2 separate regions of the Homo sapiens genome follow, and region 2 is linked to region 1. Evidence: read pairs that join two places in POLR2A ChIA-PET (ENCODE). Cell type or tissue: A673. All regions are shown on one strand.

Evidence for each region. Peaks named below come from ENCODE experiments on the same cell type or tissue, not always from the same donor. Only the 100,000 strongest peaks of a DNase experiment are listed, where the experiment ranks them.
Region 2: POLR2A ChIA-PET joins it to region 1 with 9 read pairs; 1 of 35 experiments calls an interaction of 5 or more read pairs at or near these places.

Annotation. Positions count from the first base shown.
Region 1 is chr12:44,771,518-44,774,017 of GRCh38, reverse strand. All of the region lies in intron 9 of NELL2 (neural EGFL like 2), which reads left to right. Among named protein-coding and RNA genes, the nearest start is that of NELL2, 100 kb to the left of the region's middle. In A673, no CTCF peak of the experiment used is centred here; no DNase peak of the experiment used is centred here; H3K27ac peaks cover 1,245 bases.
Region 2 is chr12:43,675,365-43,677,864 of GRCh38, reverse strand. No RefSeq gene overlaps it. Among named protein-coding and RNA genes, the nearest start is that of PUS7L, 82 kb to the left of the region's middle. In A673, a CTCF peak has its summit at 1,433 (motif pointing right); a DNase peak (open chromatin) is centred at 1,474.

The DNA of each region.
Region 1 (2,500 bases):
AAAACTGAGTTGTTTTAAAGTTTGTGGAATATATAGAGCTCTGTAAATGCAAGTGTATTTATATGTATACTCTCAAAAAGACAAAGTAGGGAGAAGTGGCGGCGGGGTGGAGAGAAAGACAGTAGCAATGTGCTACTGCTGGTGAGGGTGACAAGCTATCAGAGAAAAATCAAGAAGTTGCTTCATAGTCCGTTGATTTAATTCCCTCAGGAAGGCATTTATATTTAATTCTATTAGGCTTTACATTGAAGCCAGTCCGTCTCATAAGACTGTATTAGCCTAGTCAAGTCGATTCAGTGGAACTAGGAAGGATTGAATACAATTTTTCTTACATGTCACTAGCTAATTTCCTTGGTGAGAAATAATCTGCATTTTTCTAGGACTTCTCTTAATAAAAGGAGGCTTGTGGCAATATATAGTTTTGTTTGTAGGTGGTTAGAAAGAGGAAGGAAGAAGGACCATATATACATATATGGCTTCATATTCATAATACAATAGCAAGGAATCATACTTTTTGCCTTAACTTCTTTTTTTTTTTTCTTGAGACGGAGCCTCGCTCTGTCGCCCAGGCTGGAGTGCAGTGGCGTGATTTCCGCTCACTGCAAGCTCCGCCTTCCAGGTTCACGCCATTCTCCTGCCGCAGCCTCCTGAGTAGTCGGGACTACAGGTGCCTGCCACTACGCCGGGCTAATTTTTTTGTATTTTTAGTAGAGACGGGATTTCACCCTGTTAGCCAGGATGGTCTCGATCTCCTGACCTCGTGATCCGCCCGCCTCAGCCTCCCAAAGTGCTGGGATTACAGGCGTGAGCCACCGTGCCCTGCCCTGCTTTAACTTCTTTTATCTTTCTTTACATCCATAATTTTATGTTGTTATTCATGGATATGACAGATTTGCATTAAGTGATGTCAGTGTTATTAGATACAGGTTGATTGAAATAACGGGCCATTGTGAGAGATTCGTCAGAAGTGAATTTCAATTCTCATCTTACCATTTGCCTGTGTTACCAAGAGTAAACTGCAGACTAAATCGGACTAATGCTTGAATTCTTCCCAATAAACATGCGGTTAGACATAATGAAATGATAAAATGTTTTGAGATTCATTAATGAAGAGTGTTTCAGGCAGTCTTTGGTGTTAATGATTGAAAACCAACTGTTTGCTTCATATAGAAAATAGTTAAAGCTGGAAGTGAGTGATCAGTGAGCAGACCACAACATAATGAAAAAAAAAAGCCATAGGCCCTCATTAGATATGGCTAAAAAATAATAAGTATTAAGCGACTTTATCTTTCTGTTCACATTTAATGATATATAAGTACCATGGAATAGAGAGGAATAGAGAGGGTTCATGCTTATGTTTGCTTGTTATTTCAAAGATTTGAAATTTTAGTTTTAATGAATTTAACATTTTACTAGAGCTAGCAAGACATTTCAGTAAACAGCCATAGATATTTCCCCTTAGGGAAATAAGCATTTAGTTCATATGGTGAATATTCTTAGCGGTTCTTTTTGGGAATGAGTCTCTGCAAAGCACAATTTAAAAATAAGTCACTGACAATATCCAGAAAATGTGCTTCTGAAAAGTCTTGTAGAAGACAAATAACACTTAAAATAAATGTAATAGTAATCCTTTGACTGACTGACTTAAATAGTACAGATTTTCATATGTATTTAAAAAAAGTGGGAGAAACCAATAGTTACACATGTCTATGATGTCTTGTATGTGTGTTTGTGCGTGTGTGTGTGTATCACCATTGCATGTGAGGAGAAACAGTCTTATTTTCCTATGTTAATTCCACAGTAGTGTCACTGTTATAATTTATGAAAATCTAATTTTAGTGGAGTAGAAGTAAATTCCTATGTTTTTTACTCTTTTAAATATAAATATAAGCCCTCTTCTTAGACCCTACATTGATCCTATCTTTGAAACGCTTCTGCTCAACTGCCTTTTTAATGACAAAACCTGATAAAATAGATTATTATTGAAAACAGCTTAAAGAGATTAATAGCTTACTGTTTCTAAAGCCCTTGGAAGGTAAAGCGTATAACCTAACTGCTGAATGTGACTCTGCCAAGATTGAAATGAACGAAACACGTGCATGTGGCCAGTCACTTTTTGGTGCTCTTCCTTTAATGCTTTCAGGCTTGCTTCATCGGAGTTGTTTGCGCATTTCTGGGCAGTCCTATTTTGCAGCTTCCTTTATACTTTCCCTCGGTAACTTCAACTCCAGCTCGTTATCTGAATATAAATACTGATGAATAGCAAGATGGTTGTTGTTCTGGGAAAGAAGTCAGAAGAAACCAAGCCTTTTCTTTAGTTGAATCTACATAAACAAAGCATTGGGAGGAGGGGCTTAATTTCCTGCCTGGACCATTAAAATAGTGTGCTGGAGTTAAACAGAGAGGATAAAATCCAAAGGCAGGAATGCCAAGGCCAAATCGTTAAAGCCATAGTAATTACAGCCATAATGAAGCCATATTTCTCCTATAGGTTACAAGA
Region 2 (2,500 bases), 1.1 Mb after region 1:
GTATATAGGCCATTTATGCTCAAGGTTAGTATTGATATGTGAGGTTTTTTTTTTCTCCTGGTCATAGTTTTGTTAGCTAGTTGCTTTGGGGTCTAAACTGTGTAATTACTTTATGGGATCTGTGGACTTTCTACTTATGTGTGCCTTTATTATGGCAAGTATCACCTTTTCATTTCCATGTTTAGGACTCCATTGACCATTTCTTGTAGGACCTGTCTAGTGGTGAGAAATCCCTTAGCATTTGTTCTTTTGGGAAATACTTCATTTCTTCTTCATTTATGAATCTTAGTTTGTCAGGATATAAAATTCTTGACTAGCAATTTTTTCTCTTTTAAGAGCTTAAAGATAGGCCACCAATCTTTTCTGATTTGTAAGGTTTGTGCTGAAAAGCCTGCTGTTAGTCTGATGGGATTTCCTTTGTAAGTGATTTGATGCTTCTGTCTAGCTGCCTTTAAGATTTGCTTTTTCATGTTGACCTTGGATAGTCTAATGACTACATGGCTTTATGATATTCATCATGTAGAGTATCTTGCAGATATTCTTCGCATTTCTTAAATCTGGATGTCTACATCTGTAGCCAGATCAGGGAAATTTTCCTGAATTATTCCCTCAAATATGTTTTCCAAACCTCTTTTTCTTCTTTTCCCTCAGGAATGCCTAAAAGTTGTAAGTTTGATCACTTTACAAAATCCCATATTTCTCAAAGTCTTTGTTCACTTTTAAATATTGTGTTTTCTTTATTTTTGTCTAACTGTGTTAATTTGAAAGACAGATGTTGAAACTCTGATATTCTTTCTTCTGCTTGGTGTAGTCTTGTTAAAACTTTCAATTGTATTGTGAAATTCCTTCAGTGTATTTTATATTTCCAGAAGTTCTGTTTTTCAGTCAAACATAACTGTTTGTTTTCAATAAAACGGAACTCCTGATCTGTTTTTATGCCTTTTTGTGTTATTTTTCAACTTTCACTTAGATCTCACTGAACTTGCTTACAACCCATACCTTAAATTATTTATCTGTCGTTTCAAAGTTTTCATTTTGGTTAGGACCCATTGCTAGAGAGCTGGTGTGGTCTTTTGGGGGTATCACAGCATTTTGTTTCTTCATGGTGCTGGAGTTCTTGTGCTGGTTGCTTCTTATCTGTAGAAACTGTCACTTTTTACATTTGAATTTACTTTCATTTGGGTGAGTTTTTTTCTTCTCTCCTTGAGAGTGTGACTGTTGCCTATGCTGGCTTTTTTTTTAATGTAGTTTCATGTGGCCAAATCTCTGTTTGAATTAGTTGGTTATAGATAGTGTAGTGGTTTTCTCTAATGCTAGTTGTTTGTAGGTTGTAGTAGCAGTGTGCTGTATGTGTGATCAGGTTCACTGTTTCCAATAAAGATAGAGAGAGCCATATTTTGTTCTCCAGCACCTCTGTCAGCAGGAATTACATTGGGTTGGGCAGTTCACCATGCATGCCAGTAGGTGGTGCTTGTGAGTGACAACTGGCTGTCGTACACGTACACTAATGTCAGAAGTTGTGATGGACAGTACGGTTTGACCTCCCAGCCAATAGATGGTGCTTGTAGGCAAGATGAAGTTACAGTGATGGTAATGGCTTTTTTTTTTTTTTTTTTTTTTTTTTTGAGGCAGAGTCTTGCTCTGTCACCCAGGCTGGAGTGCAGTGGTGTGATCTCGGCTCGCTGCAACCTCAACCTCTGCCTCCTGGGTTCAAGCAATTCTCCTGCCTCATCTTCCAGAGTAGCTGGGATTACAGGCACCTACCAACATGCCTGGCTAATTTTTGTATTTTTGGTAGAGATGGAGTTTCACCATATTGGTCAGGCTGGTCTTGAACTTCTGACCTCAGGTGATCCACTCACCTTGGCCTCCCAAAGTGCTGGGATTACAGGCGTGAGCCACTGTGCCCAACTGGTAGTGGAATTTGTATTTGGCCTTTGTTGATAGGGGAAGTACTGGGGTGTCCCTGGCGATGGGTGGGGTGTGTGGCTCTCAGGGGTCACTCCCCACACTGCTGCCAAGGCAGCTAGAGGCAGCAAAGCTGGACACTGCTGGGTCAGGCTGGTTCAGGCTCTCTAGGGCAGGTACAGGTGCTGACCTTGGTGAAGTTCTGGGGCAGCTCTCAGGCCACTGGGACAACCGTCCAGGGAAGGGCAGAGGCATCTCTCCTGTGCCACAGAGCCAGCTCAGAGGAAGAGGGGTGGCCTGGGGTTTTCAGCGCAGTAGGGAGCTGTGGGGCCTGCTCAGCTCCCACACCCTGATCTGGTGGGTCTTCCTCCTCTCAGTGTCTGGCTCTGGCAACAGGCCCAACCAGTTAGGCTACTTCCAAGTCATCTATGCCCAGATCACTGAGCCATTCCAGGCATTCCAGAGTATAAAATTCCCTGTGGCAGAAAGTAAGGCTATCAGGCCAGACACATTCCAGGTCCTGTGAAAGGAGGGGTGCCCAACTCCTGCGTCATGACATGGACCTGCACTAAACTCTTCTCTGTGTTCTGAC